3 separate regions of the Homo sapiens genome follow, and regions 2 and 3 are each linked to region 1. Evidence: chromatin loops called from intact Hi-C (ENCODE). Cell type or tissue: IMR-90. All regions are shown on one strand.

Region 1 (8,000 bases):
CCAAGCAAGCTCAATAGAGTGGCAAAATGAATGAAGATTTTTTCCAAGTAGAGAATACATGCTAATTAAAGTTATTAATTTCCTGTATGTTTAGGGATATTATGTATATTTAAATGGATATCAGTGAAAAGTAAATCAGTATAAATAGCTTATTTTAGAATTAGCATTATAACTCATGTATGGATGTCACCAAATATTAAGTTCATTTCTAAATTTTCCTTTTAAGCATTTTAGGTAGCGTGTAGACCAAATGAGTCCGTTAACAGGAGAGCCTGTGGAGAGCAGCTTGGAACTAAGCATCTGACCCTTGGCCATGCTTTCCAGGAGACTGAAGAGAGTTATTTAAGAAATTTAAGGCTGGGTGCAGTTGCTCATACCTGTAATCCCAGCACTTTGGGAGGCCAAGGTGGGAGGATGGCTTGAGCCCGGGAGTTCAAGAACAGCTTAGGCAACATGGTGAGACCTTGTCTCTATAAAAAATATAAAAATTAGCCAAGTGTGATGGTGTGCGCCTATAGCTGAGTAGTCCCAGCTACCCACGAGGCTGAGGTGGGTGGATCACCTGAGCCCAGGAGGTCGAGGCTACAGTGAGCTGAGATTACACCACTGCACTCCAGCCTGGGTGACAGAGCAAGACTCTGTCTCAAAAAAGAAAAAGAAAAAGAAAAGAAATTTTTAAAAATGTGAAGGCAAAGCTTTTTTTCTGATTCCTTTAAATGGTATTTTGGCTACGAAAATGTAACCATCCCTGAAAAATGCTCATGGCCTCAGCCATTCTCAAAACATTCCCTCCATCTTGGTATTGAGATAAATGAGTAACAAGGAAGGCAGCATTTCTTAATCGGAATCACAGTGGACCCAGCAGCATCTAAGGGGTAGCTGGGGCTTGGGCTCTAGTTGGCTGGGTGACCCTGGACAAGCTGGTAACCTTTCTCAACCAATAATAACCAGGTGATTGGCCGGGCGCGGTGGCTCACGCCTGTAATCCCAGCACTTTGGGAGGCCGAAGTGGGTGGATCATGAGGTCAGGAGATGGAGACCATCCTGGCTAACACAGTGAAACCCCGTCTCTACTAAAAATACAAGAAAAAAATTAGCCGGGCGTGGTGGCGGGCGCCTGTAGTCCCAGCTACTCAGGAGGCTGAGGCAGGAGAATGGCGTGAACTCGGGAGGCGGAGCTTGCAGTGAGCGGAGATCGCGCCACTGCACTCCAGCCTGGGCAACTGAGGAAGACTCTGTCTAAAAAATAATAATAATAATAATAATAATAATAATAATAATAATAATAATAATAACCAGGTGATTATTCCACAGTAAAATGTAAAAGATTTTTGGTTGTTGTGAGGTTGAAATGAAGCAACATAGGTTAAAATATTTAGGCCGGGTACCGTGGCTCACACCTGTAATCCCAGCACTTTGGGAGGCCAAGGAGTTTGAGACCAGCCTGGGCAATATGGTGAAACCCGGTCTCTACTAAAAATACAAAAATTAGTCGGGCTTGCTGGCGCGTGCCTGTTATCCCAGGTGCTTGGGGGGCTGAGCTGGGAGGATCGCTTGAGCCTGGAAGGTTGAGGCTGCGGCTGCAGTGAGCTGTGATCATGCTACTGCACTCCATCCTGGGCAGCAGATCTAGACCCTGTCTCAAAAAAAAAAAAAAGGTATTTAGTATGGTAGCTAGCACAAAGGAATTATTTAAGAAATGTTGCCTCCCCACTCCCACTGCTTCAGAAAAAAAAAAAAAAAAAAAAAAAAAAAAAAAAAATATATATATATATATATATATATATATATATGTAAAAGTTAAAAAAATAAAATACAGAGCTTAAGGAAACTTTATCATACTATACGTAGTCATATACTTTGCATGATAAAAGGTCTGTTTTTATTTTCATCCTTTCAATAAATGTTGATTGTCTATCGTATGCAAGGCAGTAAGAACAATTTTCTTCTTCTCCAAAGCTGGTCACACTTAGCTATGCAAAGCAGTCATGTCAAACTTTAAAGGTTTTTTCAGCAGGAAAAAAAAAAAATGTCTAGGGTCAATGCTACTAAGACCAACAGGATATAAAATTGAACCACGTGGTCTGATTCTAGAGCTCTCCGAAAGATTGTTCTAAAACTCTGCCCTTCTTTTTGAAGGGGCTTTTAACATTCTTTAGACTTCACTCTACCATTCCCTACTTGCAATACCATGTTCAGGATTATTCTAAATGATTCCGAGACTTTCCACAACTATGTCTATTTCAAGTCTGTTCTCGGAAGATGGAACTCCACAGAAGGCGGTTCACATGATTTTTAGTCCGAATCTATAAATAATTGGTGGATCCATTTTAGCCCCCAAAACTCCCATCTGGTTCTCTGTTCACACAAGACACTAGGCCCAAAGCTTGGAAGGATAGTAATCCTGCGAGGCATGAAGATCGTAGGATAATTGTGATTATAGTAGATGCTCCTTGCTTCTGGTTTTTTGTGGACTGTAACTTGGGCTTTCCCAAGGTGATGTGCACCGGATCCGCAGGCTGGATGGATAGGGTGGGGCAATCGCCTCTAAGTGGACATTTATTTTATCTTCCCTGTTCAATTACCCTGTGTGTTTCCAGGCATTAAAACGCTTGTGGTTCAGGACCAAGAAGGTCTGACCTCCTTCCTGCTCTTATTGCAGACTTTTTATAATTCCTGCCTGTGAGAGAAACAGAAGAACACAGCTTGTTTGGGGGATCCCAGATGGAGTTTGCAGGATGGATATTAGAAAAAAATCATCTCTTTTGAGTGGTAGACTGAGAAATTTAAATTGGAACAGCGATGAAAAACCATACACGTCGGGAGATGGAGTGGGGGTGAGGCAACCCATGAAGTCAGTTTTGCATCTGTAAAAAGTCATTTTGGAGAGTCGATCTGCACTTTAAGAATTCCTAATGGGTACAGTCAGTTCAGACCCAGCTGAATGTGTTGGAGTCTCTGATAGTGTTCTTCTAATTAAAGGGGGGTGGGGAGGGAAACAATAACAGACACACAAAAACACACACTCAACCAAAGATGGGGGAAATGTGAGCACCAGACATGCTCGTGCTGATTTGGGGATGACAGTTGAAGAGACAAGAACATTTTAAGTGCAGGGAAGGAAGCAAGAACAGCCCCCCAAAACAGGAGAGAAGGGTCAGCAAAGGTAAGTTTATAAGCAAAACAAAGGGGCGGGGGGCGGGGGGAGTACAGGAGAGAATAAAAGAAGCAAAACCAAGTAAGCAAAACCCACCGTGACTTATTAGGAATGTTTAATTTGAAATTGTGATCCCTACAATTACTGAAAAGGGAGCAGTTAGAAAGGAAGGCATGTTGATTGTGACAGGGCAGGAAGAACCTGAGAAATCTCTGACATTCGAGTGCCTTTTTTTAAACTGCCTTTGTTCCCAAGTTCCTATTTTGCATCTGGTTAAATGCATATTAATTTCTCTTCCTTCCTAATGAATCACTGTGTGTTCTGTGTCTTCTTTATGAAGAGGAAAGGGGTGTCTTCCCTGCTTGCTCCCTCAGCTCAAACTTTTCATCTTGATCCTATAGGAGTGATGAGACATTAAATGGGGTAATCTGGAAAAGGGGATGGAATGTGAACTGAAGACTTTTGAGTGTAGGAGTTAGAAGTCAATCACTTTGCTAGCTATCAGACTGTTTCATCGTTGAAGAGGAGGCTAGAGCATTTACTTTAGTTAAAAAAAAAAAAAAACCCTCCCTGACACCCCAGGTCTTCCCAGATCCCTATCTCATAAACTCATTTTATTTACCCAGAACCCCCCAAACAAACCTGGACTTGAAATCATCTTTTTCTTTGCGCGTTCCTGAGAGTGACTGGCAGTGCAGCCACAGAACTGGCAAGTTCTGTTGGAGGAATTATATTCAGGCCCATTCACGATGCACGTTAACTTTGTGGGTGGAAAGAAACCTGGAGGAGAGAGAGGAAACAAGCCTTAAAGCCTCCAAAAATTGGCAGGCAGACTTCCGGAATGAGGCTTCTCCAAGGAATCTTCTCCTAGAATTAAACCTAGGACTGAAATACATTTGCAAATGATTGGGCTTAAAAGTGGGGTTGGGTTTCCTTGTGTCATGCCGGTATGGGCCCAGAGAGTTTTGTGGGTTTTTTTGGAAATGAAGAGGGAGAAATAAATGATGCACAATGAGAATGCAGAGCCGAAAATTCTGGACCACACATCATTTACTTAGAACAGACTTTCCCTCTGATATTCTTCCCAAATATGTCATGGCATTCACAAAGAACACTGCTTCTGAAATGTCGGATTATGCAGTAATAGTCACTGAACGAGAACATGAATGTCTTTAAAAAAATTAATCAGTTGTCTTTAAGGTGTGTGTGGCTGCTCAAAATCCTCTCTGTAGTGTCTCATCTTTAGCAGACCTCACGTGGAAACAGCTTTCTTGTTTACAGACCACCACACTGACACATTATCTGCTGTGATTAATTAAAGACGATTTTTAAACCCATATATTTCTTTAAAAGGCAGAAGAGACAGCCCAGCTTTTTAAAAATGGTGGTCATAAACTACCATCAGATGGCACTGTAACATAAATTATGGAAAGAGTCAGCTATCCAGTATAAGGACTGAACAGATTCGGTACGTTGCCAGTGGGTTGCCAGGCTTGCAGGCTGAGCACACACGAATGATTCGCAGAGAGATACATTCACTAGGAAACGTGTTACGAGCACGTTACATTCGCATTGAACTTTCATCGGTGAGAGGTGATCCAGGAGTTCAATGTGGACAGGCCCTTTTGCATTTTCAGAGAAAACAAACTCAAATCTAACCTGAAAGAAAAGATTTAAAAACATATTAAGAGAAAGAGAGATCAGACCAAAACCGCAAGTGCAAAACATGGAAAGGTGTTTTCCACTCTTGATTCTGTTTCAGGTGTAAAATAACTACAGACAAAATGAAAACCTTGTAGAACCATTCTCCTCTCCTTCCCTGCTTTCCCATTATTACAGGAGGGGGTTGTAGATATTCTCATTAAAGTGGCCAACCCCACAGGGCCTGGCTGTGGAGTCTGAATTTCAGTGCCAGCACATTTATCCCCTTGTTTGTCATAAAGTGAGCATTGCCTTTTACAGATGGGCATTGGGGAATGAAGCGTATTCTAGGATATTGAGGCAGCAGGGCATTTTTTTTTCTACACTGTCTTTGAGAAAGGCTCAGTTGGCGCTGCCTCTGCCAGTGTGGCCTTGGTTTAGTAGCAATTCCTTAGAGATTAAAGAGGAAAGAAGGGAGGAAAACTTCATCCAAATTCCTTTCTAGTGGCTCCATAGCTTCAGGTGCAGTTGAAAACAGCTAACTCGCCAGCATATTCTCTGGCTTTATAGAAAAGCTTTTTTAAATATCACAGTTTCTTGGAGATCTTAGGCTATTGTCATACCAAGTGGGTTCTCTCTTGGGCTTGGCATAGAACCAGGTACGTGCTTTTCTCTGCTTAGCAAGCAGGTATCCAGGCCCTGTTCAGTAGCATACACTCAGGGGAGAGGTACAGGATGCTGCTGGCACATCCATGAGATGGTTTTCTGAAATGCTTAGCATCCCTGCGAACAGAATGACTACCCTTGACTAAGAGGAGGACGTTGGGGAGCCTGCCTTTCTGCGGTAACATCAGCCTCCTTTTCGGGATGATGTTTCTCCCCACCACCCTAATGAAGAAAATAGAACATCAGGCAACTGAGAATACTGGTCAAAGTCCAATCAGAAATGGGCCTGGAGGTGTGGTAGTCTGGAATGCCCATGCAAGGGTAATATGATCTTGGAAGCCTGCAGAGCCTGACTTCTATTTGACACAAAAAAAGGCAGGTTATCTCCGGAGTGGGTTAAGCCTCAATTTGCAGGCTTGGCTAGTGTTTTCGGCAAGCCACAAGCCAGAGTCTCTAATGACCAGTCTTACTGTAGCAAGTAGACTTGAGGATGGTTGCAGCTTCTCACCTCCCCTTGTGAGATCACTGTGGTGTAGAGATGTCTTTTTCTTGGTATGTAAGGAACATTAAGAGGAGGTTTGTCTGGGGACGGGGAAAAGAGAAGTGACTTGCTTCCTAATAAACTTGTGTTCTCTGCTTTCTGTTGGCAAAAAAAAAATAAAAATAAAAATAGTGAAATCACATGCCTGCTTTGTTCCTGCAGCTACTGGTTTGAGAATACTGAATTACTCCCCCCACCAAATATTGCTTATTGTCTTCATAGATGTTCTTTAGAAAATACTGTTTTAGACTTCTCCTTGTTTCCCAACAGGGTACTTTTTCCCCCTCTCAAATGGCGAAAGTGATACCTTCGTTTATAAGTATGTGAAAGTTGCTGTTTAAGAGTCCCAGACTTTTACCTTTGGGGCCAGAATTTAGAATTTTATAAAGGTACTATGGTGCATAGACTGTATATTATGTACCCCATAGCCTATGCGTTAATATTTCTGCAGCAAAATGTGTGAACATTCACACTAAGTGGGCTAACTAGACTCTATAAAGAGCCCCACATCAGCTCAGGTCTTGCCAACGTTGAGTTAGTTTTTAAAAATAAAACTTTGTGCCTTAGAACCTGTGAATTTCAAAATTGTGAATAAGGGACTGTGAATCTGTATTTATATTGTATACATAGGTTTATATTTTAGAAGAAATGCAATACAGAAGTTACATTCAAAATCTATGGATTACTGAAAATAGCCTTTGAGATTTGGCTCTAAACTTGAGTCTAATCGTAACCCCTTCCATGGCTCATTAGCATTTGACTTTTTTCTTCACACTGCCTAGAACTTCCAGCCCACGGGTTGCAAAGTCATGTGTTAAAAGGGGCCGAGGAGATAAAGTGAATGGAGTGGGCTGGGGTAGACAATAGGGACTGGTGAGGACCAGGGCACAGGAGAGCACCTGCACCATCCAAGGCAGGTGCCACCACCAGCAGCTCCTGACGAGGGCTGCCAAGCAGGAAAGTACCCAGGTCATTTCATTTATCAAGATAAGTCAGAAAAAAAATGTCTTTTACAGGAAGTATTCTCAATTTTTAAATGTTAGCAACTAGGCCAGGTGCCATGGCTCACGCTTGTAATCCCAGCACGTTGGGAGGCTGAGGCAGGCAGATTGCCTGAGCTCAGGAGTTCAAGACCAGCCTGGGCAACATGGTGAAACCCCGTCTCTACCAAAAATACAAAAAACTTAGCTGGGCATGGTGGTGCCTGCCTGTGGTTCCAGCCACTCTGGAGAGGATTGCTTGAGAGGCAGAGATTGCAGTGAGCTGAGATCATGCCACTGTACTCCAGCCTGGGCAACAGAGTGAGACCCCATCTCAAATAAATAAATACAAATAAATGTTAGCAACTAATTCAATGTTTTAAAAATTCCACGTGAAACATATAATTTGTGACCTTTTCACTAGTCACTCAAAACTGTGTGTGTGTGTGTGTGTGTGTGTGTATAAAAGAAAAACATATAATGAAAATACCCCATATGTAGTATATATACCTTATCTTCCTCACCAGCCTCTAAGCGGTTTGTCCCTGGTTCTGTCATTTCCACTGTGGCTTTGATGTCCCCGCCCCCGCACGATCCTGACACCTATGGCCAGGTGTTTGAACTGTGCACTAGGTATGGTGAAAGCACCCTGCCCCAGCTAGACTTTGTGCTAGTCTTGTTATTCCGCTTCTTAGCTGTTGAAGTCTCCAGTCCCAGGAAGCCTTCATGCTGTCCCCCTGTCTTCTCCTTTCTTTCACCTGCCCATCTTTCTGAAGAGCCACAACTGATCATGCCTCCGGATATTGATCCCTCTCCTTATTCACTTTTAATTTGACTCAACAGAATAAACCAATCCCCTAACTAACAAATGCTATGTACCCTTTCCGGGTTCTTCTTCATGAACTAACCTACATCATTTGGAGCTTTTGAAACGCTCTCCTTCCTGGTGTCCATGCCCCCGCATGTGCTGGGGTCCCTCCATGTTTCCCCTCCCCACTCTCATTTGCCTCCTGCT
Region 2 (8,000 bases), 930 kb after region 1:
CAATCTTCTCTAGTTACTCAAGGAAACAGTCTTCCTCAAGAAAACAGTCTTTGGAAACACTGGCCTTAACAGGAAGGAGAATGGAGAGCTGAGGGAGGCATTAAGAAAACACAATTCTTAGAAGAATTACTCTGGCCTGTCTCCTTGATACAGAATCATGGTGTGGTGGTGCCTGGATTCCAGAACAGAATGGAACCAAAGAGGATGATATAAAACCTGCCAATCCACAAACAGATTCATGTAAAACTCTTCCCTGAGCATTATTTTTCCTTTGCAGCATCTTAATAGCATTTCTCTCTGCCTCCCTAGGCATCGTGAACTTTATTTTTTAAGTGGCAGCAACTTAAACACATGACTCAGTACTGCCACAAATAAATCCTGCTCCAAAGCATGATACTTTACCCCAAACATAAAAACGGGACTGTTTGTTTTGATAACTTAAACATTTTCTCTTGATTTTTGCCTTAAGTCTGAGAACTTCGGCATTTGACTAATTTGCCATGCATTTAAGGCTGGTAGCAATATTGGGAAAGAAATATGATAATCACTTGCTGCCACAAAGTATTCTATATACTGTTCTCTTTCAGCTCTTGTTTCACATGTGTTGGTTCAATGGAATATTCAATAGACATTTATAGGAAATAAATTGAGAGATGAATGTAAACCATATGGCATCTGGAGGTTTATTTGCAAAGTCCCTGCATCAAAGCTTTCTCCAGATCACACCATATTAGCTATGTTTTTCCAGTCCAGCAGAATCAGGAAGGTAACCACAGACTTCCCTGATGGAAAACACATGAAAAACAGAGCAAATCTTAATATGTAGCTTGAGTTGCTGGTCAAGGAGCATCCCTTAAAATAATTTTATTACTAGTGGGTACAGCACATTGCTTAGAACTGCATTAAAAACATAGAACAAGTTGATTTTGCTCAGGATTTCCTTCAAAATTATAGGACACACTTCTTTCATTTATTCTAACAACAATAGTATCAGTTTGGTAGAATTGTATTAAAATTTTAGGACTATTTTTCAGCTCAGTTAAAAAATCAATCTCAACCAAAGAAACACAGCATTTAAATATAGCATACATAAAAATGCACATTAGAATTGTTGCAGATGGGAATGAACCACATGCCTACACGAGTCCACTTGCACATACGAAAGCCACCATATTAAACTTTGGAGAATCCCATTAATATAAGTAATATTTAAAAAACATTGATTGGACAGAATGAGAAATGGTTTTCAAACTTAATTTATATATATAAAAACGTTCTCAACCTTGAATGCACTCTGCTTTGTGCAGTTGGTTATGGCTAGCATTATATCTGATATCAAATTAATTCTCATGCAGCCTGTTATATAAATCATTATGAAATGTCAAAAGCTTGTACATATTTTTTTTTTGAGTTTTCACTTACTTTCCAAATAGTTTCCATTTTTCAGTGTCAGGCTTTTCAGCCACTCAATTTTAATGATTTTTTTTATCACTGTAAATTTCCCCTCTCATTTACAGGATATTTGTGCATCCCCACGTGCATACATGCACATGTTATGCCATGGAACACAGGTGACATGCACAATGGTTAGGCTGAAAAATTCTTTATCTTTGGTTTACATTGAATGGTCAGATAACTGGCATAGAGAAAGAATAAAATGTTTTTACTATTAAAATCTGCAACATCTAAAGATTGTCCTTTATAAATAAATATTAAAGACTAGTACAATAGCAAATTGACTCACTGACCTCTGCTCCCCATAGTTTCCATTTTAGAACAGTTGCTGAGCACAATGGGGACTTGCACTTTTTGGCAATTACTCACTTACACATCTCAGGGATGGTCTTCTTTCTTTACAGGTTATGCTTCTAAATTTAGGGCAGCAAGTTAATGCCACTCACAACTAAAAATAAAAAAAAAGAGTATGTGAGCAACATCACTTAAAAAATATGTGGCTAACTGCTGGAAGCTATTAAAAACCAAATAAACAAAAGAGATTACACTTCAAAGAAATGTCAACAGTTTTTCCTCTCTCAGAACAGACGAGTTTTTTTTTAACTTATATCCACATCCACATCTGGAAAAGGCTTATGGCTTTATACATCTTTTATGGTAAAATGAATTTATTGAGTTTTAAAATTTTCGTGATGGATTAATGCAATCTTCATAAAAGGTAAATCCACATACTAGTAAAAATCTGTCTTAACACCGAAGAGTGATTTCAATAACAAATAGTCCAATGTTAATTTCAAGGAGCAGGAGAATTTTGAGAAAGCATTTGGTTAAGTAGATTTTTTAAAAATACAACTACATGGAAATGAAAATGCAATATCTTTTTCCTTATGACCTATCTTTATGTTAGCACAATTAATTCTTAAGTTAAGGGAAAAATAAAAGAAATAGTTTGTGAAGCCAACCCAAAGTTTAAATCAATATACCTGCTCCAATTAACTAACAATAGACATAAAGCAAGCAGTAAATTTACTGATAGCAAGATCTCCAAGGGAATATTTCAAAACAATTAATGGATTTCTACAATTCTTCTCAAAAGTAGACAGCATGCCTTTGTGTATTTAAAAGGTGAGATTTAATTTCTCAAAAATATGTGCCTGTTCAGAAGGTTCAAACAATTGACTTCATATTCTACACAATGTTCTCCCACGGCCCGAAACTGACAGTGTTCATTTGATGTTGCTTTACAATTAACTGGGTAGTAGCAACTTGTTTTCTATATAAGCTTGCCAAAAAAAAAAAATCACCTTTGGTATTCAACCAAACATCCAAATGTGGACGACTGACTACAGTTTAGTAATTTACAGATTTGCTGTGAGAGCAGGGAAGACTTGAAATATGGGAGAAGGTGTCATCTTTATAAGTCAGGCCAAGAATTAAAGAAGGGGAGACTCTAAAACCAGAAGAATGTTTAAAATGGAACAACATAATTTGGACATAAAGTAAGTGGTCTGTAGTCAATAAAAAAGAGAAAGAAAAAGAAAAATAAACTCCAAAAGGCCGGCTGCAAAATAGGAAAGTAGGTCTATTTTGTTTATTTATAAGTGAGTAGCAAGTAGATTCTTTCGCACTAACTAAACCAGACAGTAATTATAAACACAGGTTGGTTAAATTCCCTGCACCCTATCAAAGGAAACAAGCTTCTTTCTTTTCCAAACATTGTCATTTGTTTATTGAGCCTCTTTGGGGCTTGGTTTCATTTAAAACTATGTAAGCACACATCTGTTACCCCCAAACAATGTCAACCTTGTTAAGCTGAACCTGAATACTCATTATACAAAAATTTGCAAGTAACCTAACAGCAATTTTTAGAGTAGCCAGTTAGCATACTGAGCAAAGAATTTGGATTGTTTTTGTTCCATTACAGAAAAACCTCACATTATAGTGTAATCATACAGGAAGCAAACAGTCACCGCCTCAGTAGTTTCAGATAATTAGTTACCTAAATTTTCTGAGGTGAATTCAACGTACTTAGGCTGAGGAACATTATTGCTTATATTCTGAAATACCACAATACAATCTTGGTTAACAATGAAATTATAAATATTGGAGTAAAACGTCATTTTAGAAATCATTAGGTTTTATCAGTACAGTACAACTGAGTTCCTCATTTAAGGAACTGTTTTATTAAAAAAAATGGGGGGCTGTGATATTGCTTATATTAGCTCATGTCAGATATCAGATTTCAAGAAACTTTTACACAGTAGACACTATTAAAACATCATTATTGGAGTTGTCATGCTTGGGTGGTTTGAACTAAAGTGAATTTCATGTATTTGCTAGGAGACAGCAATAATAAATCCTGGAGTCTGCATTGCTAAGTGATGACCTAGAGTCTGGGGGAATTGACCTCACGAACCACCAGGACAATTGGATGAGTTCAGTAGGTGGGAGCACTATGGGGAGGGGCAGAGTCTAATAAAACTCCACAAGGACATATAGACATGCCACCCAAACTCCCCTGGGCAACCATTCTGAACAAGACCATCTCTGCCTATTTTGTTTTCTGTGTCAGTCACGGTATCCACCTAAGCCATTAGGAAGTCAGCAAGTCTTATACTACCTCCCTCCCTCAGTCATGGCACACGTATCTAAAGGATCACCCAACTCTGAGTCAAAGTCTCTCAACTCAACATACCAGTCAGCCACTTCCAATCAATCCATTTGCTAGCCCAGGCATTAAACTATGAGAAAACTCTCACAGAGCAAGGCCTGAGGCCCTAGCATGTAAGACTGCCTGGCATGTGGCAGGAGATTAATGAAAGTTAACTTGCCTCAAATGGAATACTGGAATAGTTGGAAGTATAGACGGGTGCCAAACTGTCCAGGTTCAAATCCTAGCTGTGCCATTTAATAACTCTGTGACTTTGGGCAAGTCACTTAATGTCTCAGTTTCTCAGTTTTCTCATCTGTAAAATGTGAGGAAGTAACCAATATGAGGACATAAGGAATTAACATATGCGGAGTGCTTTAGAAGAGTGCCTGATACATAATAATCAATAAATACTAGCTGTTACTATTTTCCTCATTGTTTATTAAAATGCCTTGTCAACCTGAGAAAGTTACATGTAGCTTGTTCTGTTAATGTAACCATCTCCTGCTCTCTAAATCTTCTCTTTGATGAGAGAGATACCTTTCTGAAACACAAATCTCAAGATAATCATTTTTGTACCTATCAGCTTTTTTATTTTATAAAATTTTTGTGGATACATAGTACATGTATATATATATCACATTGCATGCCTTTATCAAAACATACCATGTACCCCATAAATATATGATGTTTTGATAAGGCATGCAACGTGAAATAAGCATGTCATGGAGAATGGGCTATCCATCCCCTCAAGCATTTATCCTTTGCATCACAAACAATACAATTACACTCTATTTTTAAAAGTACAATTAAGTTATTATTGACTATAGTCACCCTATTGTGCTATCAGAAACTAGGTCTTATTCATTCTATTTATTTGGTACCCATTAACCATCCCCACCTTGTCCCCAGCCTCCCACTACCCTTCTCAACCTCTGGTAACCATCCTTTTACTCTGAGTTCAAATTGTTTTGATTTTTAGATCCCACAGATAAGTGAGAACATATGATGTTTGCCTTTCTGTGCCTGGCTTATTTAACTTAATGTAATGATCTCCAGTTCCATTTATATTGTTACAAATGACTGATCTCATTCTTTTTTATGGCTGAATAGTACTCCATTGTATGTATGTACCACATTTTCCTTATCCATTCATCTGTTGATAGACACTTAGGTTGCTTCCAAATCTTAGCTATTGTAAACAGTGCTGCAACAAAAAAGGAACAACAACAGCAAAAAAGGAATGCAGATATCTCTTCAATATACTGATTTCCTTACTTTGGGTATATACCCAGCACTGGGATTGCTGGCTCATATGGTAAGCCAATGGAACAGAACAGAGAACCCAAAACCAAACCCACACACCTATAGTGAACTTATTTTTTGACAAAGGTGTCGAAGACACACACTGAGGAAAAGACAGTCTCTTCAATAAATGGTGCTGGGAAAACTGAGTATCCACATGCATTAGAGTGAAACAAGACCTGTATCTCTCACCATATACAGAAATCAAATCAAAATGGATTAAAGACTTAACTCTAAGACCTCAAACTATGAAACTACTACAAGAGAACACTGAGGAGAATCTCCAGGACATTGGTCTGGGCAAACATTTCTTGAGCAATACCCCACAAGCACAAGCAACCAAAGCAAAAATGAAGAAATGGGATCACATCAAGTTCAAAAGCTTCTGTGCAGTAAAGGATATAGTCAACAAAGTGAAGAGACAAGCCACAGAATGGGAGAAAACATTTGCAAATTACCCATCTGACAAGTGATTAATAACCAGAATAGATAAAGAGCTCACACTATTCTATAGGAAAAAAATCCAATCATCTGATTAAAAAAATGGGCAAAACATTGGAATAGGCATTTCTCAAAATAAGACATACAAATGGCAAATGGGTACATGAAAAAGTGCTCAACATCACTGATCAGAGAACTGTAAATCAAAACTACAATGAGCTATCATCTCACTCCAGTTAAAATGGCTTATCTCCAAAAGACGGGCAATAACAAATGCTGGCGAGGATGCAGAGAAAGGAGAACACTTGCACACTGTTGGTGGGAATGTAAATTAGCACAGCCACTATGGAGAACAGTTTGGAGGTTTTCTCAAGATAATAACTTCTTTAAAAACCTGAAGTGACTCTCTATTGTTGATACAACAAAGTCCAAGACAACCTACATTACCTTCCAAAAGGTAAGGACAACCTATAGTTTAAAACCTATCTTTGACTCCCAAACCTCCTCCACCATCTTCCTATAAGCCCTGCAACTTTGTTTTTGAGCTATGCTTTAGCTTTTTCTTGCTCTGTGAATTATGAGCTCTCATTCATGTCTTTGATTGACCCATTCTATTCTCTGTTCAGTTCTGCCTGGACAATTCCTTTCTGTACCTAAGAAACACTGATTTACCTTTTGAGATATAACTCAAATGTTACCTGCTATGTGAAGCATTTCCCAAATCTCTCAATGAACTAGTTTGCTCCTCAGCACATTTATCTTCATTATGGCATTTTTTAAAAACACTGATTACATTGGCTTCTTGCAGAGCCTGTAAGTTCCTACTCTCCTGCTTATATATGTCTCTAATACTTAACACATGGACTCACTCAAATATTTGTTTATGAATGAATAATCCCAATCCTCCCATCCCAAATTATATGTTTTCTAAGGTGATTGTTCTTTTTGAAATTGTTAAACTTTTAGTACTCTTTACTGGATACCAAATTATGAAAATAATACATGCATGTAGTAACAATCGTGACAAAAGCTAATTATTATTCCTTATGCCCATCCAATCCTGATTCCTGACATAGCCAATAGTAACAGTCTGGTGTGCACCCTCACCTTTCTGTTTGCTTATGTGAATATACAATCATGTATGCTAGGGGCTGACAAACTTTCTGTAAAGGGCTACATAGTAAATATTTTAGTCTGTGCTGGTAATATGGTCTTTGTAGAAACTGCTCAACCCTGCCCTTATAGGAAGAAAACAGTGGTAGACAGCACAAAAATAGATGTGATTGTGTTCCCATAAAACTTTACAAGAATAGGTAGCCAGCTGGAATGTGGCCTACTGGCCAAAATTTGCTGTCCTGTTTTATTTATATATATATATATATATATATATATATGTGTGTGTGTGTGTGTGTGTGTGTGTGTGCGCGCACGTTTGTGTGTATGTGTGTATATATATACACACACACACATATATACATATATATACACACACATACACACACAGGTTTTATCTGTTCATTTGCTTTTAAACAACATGGCATGATGCTAACCAAGTTGCTTGAAATTTGCTTTATTATATACTCCATTATATACTCCATTTATTATATACTCCATTAACTTCCAATAAGTTAATACATTCAAACAATTCTTTAATTTCTACATACTTATATATAAGACATATATACACTATATATGTATTATAGTTTAAATGGGACGTGTCTTATATACAGGTGTGCATATATTTTTGGTGCACTTAAAACTTTTGTCTCCTGCATGCTATAAGTTTAACACTCTTCTATGCATTCCACTTTACTTTCCTCAATGCTCATATAAGCATACACACACACATCATGTATATATTGTTTGCTTTATTAAAATGTGACCATTTGGCAAACCTTTGTTTGCATCTTACTGTTTTTGCTCCATAACACTCTTGGAAATCCTCTCAAGTAAACTGGAAGAGCACTAATCTGTTCTTTTTAATGGACATATTACATGGTGTAGATGTACCATACATATCATTAGCCAGTCACTGGTTCTAGATTTTATTCCTATGAACAATCTTATAATATGCTTTGTATATGTGGACTTGCCTACTGGTGGTTTTATATCCAAGGACTATATTTCCAGAAATGGATTTGAACCCTTT
Region 3 (8,000 bases), 600 kb after region 1:
GAAATTTTCTATGCTGATTAAATCATGAGAAAGCAGAGCTACAAATTTAATTCTTAGTGTTAGAAAAATCTTCTTTAGACAGAAGATAGACATTATGTTTTTCTTCATTTAACAGTAACTGTTGATCTAAAACTGTATCCACAAGTTATCTTTTATTTATTTTAATCATGTATGTGTCTCAGGTAGGATGGAAACAGTTGCTGTCTCTTTCATTATTTTTGAGTAATACTTCAATTTAAGAGAACTTATTTAGCCAAGGCCTCTTCCTTTTCCCTTTAAGAACTAAAGATCTGTGGATAGAATCTTTTCTGGGGTACCTTCTTGGAATAGTCCTCCCCTCCTCCCATTTGCAGCACTTAAACATGATTTTTGTTGTTGTTGTTAATATAAAATGCCATTAGCATGTTTAATTCACATGCCCTAAATTGTTTTCCATCCCAGCTACAGGAGAAAGTGGTTGAAGTAGGAAAGAGAAGGCATTTTCTTGATTTAAATAATAATAATAGTTGCTAGGTTGAAAGAATCAGTGCTTATTGAGTGATTATTTTCATGTGTAGCTTCCATTGTTTCCTGTATTTAACAATTGCTAATGGGAGAAGCGATTTAATTTATGTAAACTTTACATTTTTATGCAAATGAAGCTGATATTTATTAGAGCTAAAACAATTATACTGGCACTTAGTGGAGTAACCTTGTGTGCCTGGGAAATGTTAGAGGAGAGCAGTTGATGTTCCACTAATACCTCTGCTGTAAACAAATATGCATTTATGCCACTTTTTAGAATTTAAAGACAAAAAGAAGAGCTCGGAGAGCATTGCTGGAGATTGCTTATTAGGGTTGATAACCTGAAATAACTCCTGATTGGCAGGCGAGCCTTGGCCTTACAATTTTTTTGTGAAAGAAAGATAGCCTTTCTTGATAGAATGTAATAAACAAAATGATAAAAAATGAAATGCTAATTGCATTTTAAAGAGGTCTTTTGAAAAAAAATTTTTAATAGTTGGTTGTATTGTTACTGAGAGAACTGTTATGCTAATGACTGACTACCTAGATGATTTTGCATTAATATAATAACCATTACCTGCCTTAGTGCTTTGTACAGTATTGTGGCAAAATAGCTAAGCCTAAAGGAGTTATACAAAAAGCAGAATTCCATAATGAAACAGAATTTTACTTTCCACATAAATAGCATGCTTTTTTTTTTTTATTTTTTTAAGACCGAAATATTATATCAGAAGTGTGTTTTCTTTCCTGTATGATAGTTACTTGCATGGTACCTGGTTGGTTCATTTTGTTTTGTTTTTTTAATACCATGGAGAAATAGAAGCTTTCTAACTTTTCTGTTTGCCAATACATCTGTTGTATCCATTGACTTGTTAATTATGAAAACTTGTTTTCCACAGGGGGCCAGAGGTGATGATGTTTAATTTTCTTCTATACAGGCTAGCTTGTATATGGTCATAAAAAACTTGGCATAGTTTTTTTTTTTTTTTCTCCTCTCTCTCTTTTAATGGAGCTATTTTCTCTGTTTGGTTTTGTTGTGACATTCTGGAGCCTTCTAATTTAATTTGTTTTGCTCCTGCTATTTGATTAACCAGGTGACACTGCCAAACCTGGTCAGTTATCACCCAAATACAGCCTGAAGGCTAGAACGGAAGTGAATTTCCTGGGACATACATGTGGTGAATGATCAGAGGGTAAAAAGAGTTTCTAAATTATTAACCAAATTAATAAAAATGAAACAGTGTTTAGCATTTTTTATCTTCTCTTTTTATTATTTGTATACACAGTAATTATGAGATGATACCCAACGTGCAAAATTTATGTGTATGTGTACTAGGTAGTATTTACTTGTAGTTGACTGGAGTGTAAACTGAAGAGAGAAGAAAATGATAACATGTTATTTTCAGTATTTATATTGTGTCTTCTCCCCTCCCACCCAATTCCTTCAATTGTCTCCTAGATTAGAAATAAGTATTGTTTCTCTGAGTGTTTTTATTTGTTTGTTTGCTTTTTAGATTTTTCCCTTCCCATCATCTACGTTTCCCCATTGGGCGTTAAAGGAAATAATATGGCATATTATTTTAATAGTCTTTCAGCATTCAGATGATAGAGAGTCATTTTGAAGAAAAAACCGTATCAGGCAGAATTTACACAGCAGTGTGTATGGGCTTTTAGCAGCAGTTGTTAGTGCTAACACCGTTTTCCCAGTTGCTGGTATTAAGGTAGCAGCAGGCCCATACTAGCAGAGCTGTGATGGCCCAAGCACAGCTGTATTTCTGCCATTCCCGCAGGTTTGGGTGCACCTGGGATCGACCACACCCAGTTGGTATCAGTCAACAGTGTATCATGCCGTGTGTTTTTTTAATTCATGATTTCCTCTTGAAACTCCACTGAGGAGTGTTAACTGTGTGCGTTTTTTTAAATTCAGTTTTGTATGCTAGCATTCTTTAAATGTCTGCCAGAAGTTTAATTTGAATTTCTGATCCCTGAAGGCAGCTAGACAGAATCATTCTAGTTCTTCATAAATTGCCTTCTATGATTCATTGTTAACTCATAAAACATACTCATTTCTATATACTCAAACAGTTAAGGTAGTTACAGTATCGGAAATTTTTTTTTTTTTTTTGCCTTATATTTAAATCGTCTTTTGAGAAAGAAATCAAGAATTAGCTTGAACTCCCAGTTAAGGCATGAACCCTGTAGCACAGAAAACATCAGAAATGAATGTTGTTATCTCAAGGAGGTTAAGGTAGAAGGCATGAAATCTGAAAAAAAAAAAAAAAAAAAAAAAAAAAAAAAAAAAAGTTTCGTTTTTACTGAATACTTTTAAAGAGGGGCCCATAAATATTAGAGAGCTGTAGTTAAAAACTCACATGACTGTTTTAAATACTATTGATTTAAACCACTGGCTAGATTTTATGAATCAAAGTGTAATTTTGAAGCTTTGGCCATATTTCTCAGTGCTAAAGCACTCTCTCTTGTGTGCCTTTAGCCGCTTTCCAGACATTCAACACAGGATTAAATGATAGTAGTTACAGTGATCAATAGGTTAAGACTGCTACAATCACTCTTGCCGCTAATGACCTCAGTAGTAATGGGCAATAAAGTGTGGGCTGTAATAGCCTCTCGCTGGTACTGCATGCCCTTTGATTCCTAGTGTTAGTAGGGACTAGCTACATGAAAAAGTTGGACGTTGGGAATTAAGGGAGTGGATATATAGGCTATAATTCTTAACTATTTAAAGCCTTAAAAACTGCTCAGATTTTTTTTTTTTAATTTCTTTTCTACCCCACCATAGTTTCTGGTCTATTTGAATATGTTTGTTAAAGCTTTTCCATAACCTCTTTTCATGATATGTTAGAACAGAAACGTTGGGGAAATCTTGGTTTTATAACATTTGTAAATGAAGCTGGAGCCCACTTTGGAGGCCCAGAGCTAACTGGCATGAAAACGTGGTTTCAGATAGTAAAAGCGAAGTTAAGGCCATCAGGATATAATAGCCCACTTCTGATTATTCAGAAGTGATCAGCCCGTTTGGAGGATTACTCAGGCCTCTTGCTTCCTTCCCTCCTTTGGCAGTGCCTGCTGCTGTAAAGCATATTATTACTCATCAGCACCTCCATCAAAATGTCCAAAAGGAAAAAGAAGGGGAGACTCAAGTTCATTATCCTGTTCCGTAACTGCAAAAAAATGAATAAATGATTATGGGAAAAGGAGATTTAAGCCACTGGTTTGATGTCAGCCTTTAAAAATTGTCTGTACAGGTATATGTCAGTCCTTTCCATGATTCCCCCTTTTATTATTGACAGTTAAGGGACAATGTTGTTTCTCCTTTAAGAAGATGCTTCTAGTTTTACCTGAGTTAAGGGGAAAAAGTATTTTAGGAGACATATGTAACTTTTAAAATCAGTTTTATTGAGGGATGATTTACGTGCGCTCAAATATACTGATTTTCAGTGTCTAGTTGGAAGAGTTTTGACGATTGTATACACGTGTGTGAGCACCACCTCACTCGAGATATGGACATTTCCATCGCCCCCAAAAGTTCACCTGTGCCCCTTTCTAGTATAAGGTTTCTATAGCTCTTTTAAAAACGATGACCAGGAGGTTATTTCTATCATGATTTCTGCTCTAACTCTGTTAAGTTCATGTTCATCACCAGTTTAGATTTTACACCACCCTATTCCTGTCTGTTTTCCTGTTCATCACCATCAGAATTTGGCTCAAGAATATTTATATTGTACATCATCCAAGAAACGCAGAGGAAAAAAGAAACCTTAAACATGGTTCTTTTGTTTGCTTAATCAAACCTCCCCGTATGATGATGCAACTCTCAAGGAAAAGTAAACTTCTATTGTGATACGCTGGCTTTAGCAGCTCAAAGGATACCGATTGGCACCCAAAAGATACTTAAAAATCCGAAAAGTTTCTTCTGTATGAAGACAAAGTAGACTAACTGGAATTAATTTGTAGATGGTTAGATGTTTTGATAATGTCTTCCTGGTGTTTGCCCTAAACTGAATGCGAGTTCACTGTTCCAATCGTTGGTGATATTTCGTGCTACAAATTATCTTTTTAAAAGGGTAATTTATCCATTCATATACATCTGTCCCATTTTGCATATGAAAATATTCAGACATGCCCATCTGTTTTAAATTACAGTGTATCTACATCTACACTTAAAAGGCCACTGGAATAGGAAGAATTCATGGATGACCTTCCAGAGCTGGGTTAATGAAATTTTTCGAATGTTCTAACTAGTGTTTTCCAAACACACGACACTGGCACATCAACATCCCCACACATGAAACAAGCCCACAACAACAGTGGAGAACATTCGCTGTGCATGAATCTGACCTTCAGGAACCATTTTTAGTTCATCAAAATTAGTGATGCTGAGAAATCGGGACATCAGTGCATAATGACTGTGAAATTAGGAATGAGAGCTCGCTATGCAAATGACAGGACAAATCATGTGAAAAAGTCAGGATAAACTGCATATTAAGACATTATGTTACATAAAATTAATACTGCATTTCTGCCTTTTGCTTACTGCTCCCCTGAAAGATTTTTTAATTCTTTTATCTTCTGATCAGCTATTGTCTGCCGGATTTTTTTTTTTAAGTAGCACACAGGCAAAGTGCAAAACATGTTATTACCTTTTATTGTAATACATGAGATGACAGCATATCCTTTTTAACAAAGTATATCCTTTACTGCTTCTAGCTTCTTGCTGTCACATGTTTGATTAGAAACCAAAGAAAAGTAAGATGCTTAAATATTACGGTTAGAAGACATACAGGTTTTGTCTTTTCTTTCATTGTTTTTTCTTTCCTTATCTTTTTATTTGGGGCGGGGGGTGATTTTTCATGAAATAGTCTTCTTGCATTACGGGGACTGACAAAATGGGTCTCATGTAGTCTGCAAATTAAACACAAGTGCAGTGATTATTTTGAATAGCTAAATTACATTCTAGAAAGCTTGCAGAATTCATAGCATTGTCATTAGGTATCCGCTTGAATACAATTTGTGTAACCTTGGCCAAGACAGCCTGTCATTTTAATGTCAGTGTTTTATCTGAACAAGACATCATCCTTTCAGATACAGTGTGCAGGTTCCTTGCAAAGATGCCCGTGCAGAAACGTGTTAACAGTTGCAAATATGAAATGCTATCAAGTTCATCACTGTAGCTGTTTGTCACTGAAATGTCATGGAAAGCGGGTTTTAATGGTATTGCACATAATATGAAAGAATTGAGACATCTGTGTGCTGGGTGAATAAGGAAGAGTAAAAGGCATCATGCGAAGGGTCTGTGTTTAAGTTCGGAAGGTGTGTCCAAGGTTCCCTTCCCAGCAAGTATAAGCATTGATTGGTTGTTCTTAAAATCACTGTCCACAGAGCAAGTGTGCTCATATGGGCTCCACCTGCAAAGGTGCTGGTTACCATTTGTCTTCTCTCAAACAAAATTCAAGTCTGGGTTAACTTCCCACAGATGGTTTTGACCAAAAACTCACTCTCAATAAGCAATTGAGAACTGTCGTATCTTAACTCCAGTTAGCATTTATTAAGTTTGTCCTTTTTGTGTGCTTGCAAGGCTGCCTGGAACCCCCATCAGTACTGCAAGATTTTACTTTTCTTTCTTTAAAATAAACTCCATGATAGATTAAATAGGATCTGTTGCTGCATCCCCTCTGGATAAATACATGTTGCATGGGAAATTGGTCAACTCTTTAAGCAGGCTGATGGCAGTCAGCTGCTGAACCTGGGAGGCTGCGTGCTTCTGATTTCCTGGCTTCCTATTTATCCTTCATTAACATTCTAGGTTCCCGTGTCAGTGGCTATGATGACACCTCAAGTTATCACTCCCCAGCAAATGCAGCAGATCCTCCAGCAACAAGTGCTGAGCCCTCAGCAGCTCCAGGTTCTCCTCCAGCAGCAGCAGGCCCTCATGCTTCAACAGGTAATTGTCCTTCCTCCACCTCCAGCCTGTCTCCCCCAGAACCCAGGGGCCCCCATCACTCCATTCGCAATCTCCCCTCCACCAGAGCAGCTCCTTTGCTCAGTGAAGAGTAAAGCAGCGTGGGTGGGGCAGGACACAGACCACTCCCTGAATAATCGATGTGCTTTTGCATGCCCAAAAGAGAGGAGCCCTGCCATGGTGACTAGTGTTTGGGCCTGGAGAGTACCCGATGGACTGAGATCAGGGCTGTAATTGGACTTGGTAGCAGTAAGATCTTTTAGGTTTACATGGCTCCTAAATGGTGTGAATCAAAGCAAAATGAGGAGCACGTTGGGAGTGGTTTAAATATGACAGCTCTTGATGTCCCCATTTCGACTCAGAAGCTTACAGATTTTTTTTCTTTAAACATAAAGAAGCATTCTAGAATTTGCTAATTTTAAGGTCCAGAGTTGATTTTACTTCTTCCACATACGATGTTGCTGAAATGAACTTCTGGTTGTCATTGCACTATGGGGACCTAATATTCAGACTTCACAGCCACCTGAACCAAATAGATGAGATTCGGAACTACAGCGTTGGGAGTCACTGGCCTGGGGTGGTGGGGACAGGATGCAGCGGAAGCTCCCAGGCTGTCCATGCACACACTGAATAACACTGCATAGTGCCCAGCCCTGTCATTTAGAAAGCATGCAGAAGAGATTCACCAGACTCTCTCAGCAAGGGCATTTCAGCTTTGTTGTACAATCAAAGGTCATTCTTTGCCTTATTTTAATTAGTTTGTGTAGAAAATGGTATGTTTTTCATCAGTTCATTTTGGAGATTACTTTTCAAACAATAATGCCAAGAATAGTCAGTGTGCGCTGAATTTATTGTCGAGTTTCAAACTAAAGGTCAGGCCATTACAGATAAAAGGATGCTATTTTTCAAATCACAGTTTGTGTATGGCACCAAAAGGGACAGTGGATTGGCGCTACCCTCTGTTACTTACCGTCCTCTCTTTCCTTTGTAGCAGCAGCTTCAAGAGTTTTATAAAAAACAACAGGAACAGTTGCAGCTTCAACTTTTACAACAACAACATGCTGGAAAACAGCCTAAAGAGGTACCGACAATACATATTTTACTTTCAAACCACAGATCCCAGAGGACTATCTAGTGGCTATTAAACTGTCATTCATCTTTTAAATGATTGCACAACTGAGCTGACTCTATCGGTTCTCAGCTTTCAGACTGAGAATTATTGTCCTGTTTTCACTCAGATTTTTCTGGGTTCCATTTGCTTGCTGCCACATATTTTATAACACCACTGCACGTGTACCTGTGTGAGGAGCAGGAGAGGCATCGTTGACAGAGTCTTCAGGTTACTTTTTGCAACCTGGTAACAACTGAGGGCCAGGATGGAGCTGGGAGAAGTGAAGTGCTTTCAGGAAAATTTTACTTGGATGCACACTTAATTTTTTTTTTTTTTCCCCAGCTCACAGAGCTTGGGTGTGTGGTGATGGCCTTTTCCATTGGAAGAATAACCCCTTGTGAGGTTGGA

Evidence for each region. Hi-C counts contacts between places; a loop is a spot of excess contacts. Peaks named below come from ENCODE experiments on the same cell type or tissue, not always from the same donor. Only the 100,000 strongest peaks of a DNase experiment are listed, where the experiment ranks them.
Region 2: a loop joins it to region 1, with 4 times the contacts of the local background. A loop is called at or near these places in 16 of 110 quality-filtered maps.
Region 3: a loop joins it to region 1, with 2.1 times the contacts of the local background. A loop is called at or near these places in 8 of 110 quality-filtered maps.

The regions. Positions count from the first base shown.
Region 1 is chr3:71,649,580-71,657,579 of GRCh38, reverse strand. No RefSeq gene overlaps it. Among named protein-coding and RNA genes, the nearest start is that of FOXP1-DT, 69 kb to the right of the region's middle. In IMR-90, a CTCF peak has its summit at 4,564 (motif pointing right); a DNase peak (open chromatin) is centred at 4,599; H3K27me3 peaks cover 559 bases.
Region 2 is chr3:70,722,432-70,730,431 of GRCh38, reverse strand. No RefSeq gene overlaps it. Among named protein-coding and RNA genes, the nearest start is that of MDFIC2, 410 kb to the right of the region's middle. In IMR-90, no CTCF peak of the experiment used is centred here; a DNase peak (open chromatin) is centred at 3,231; H3K27ac peaks cover 540 bases.
Region 3 is chr3:71,052,099-71,060,098 of GRCh38, reverse strand. It overlaps FOXP1 (forkhead box P1), which reads left to right. Exons shown (of 21, transcript NM_001349338.3): 8 at 6,326-6,463; 9 at 7,473-7,562. Among named protein-coding and RNA genes, the nearest start is that of FOXP1-AS1, 230 kb to the left of the region's middle. In IMR-90, no CTCF peak of the experiment used is centred here; DNase peaks (open chromatin) are centred at 3,568 and 4,278; H3K27ac peaks cover 846 bases.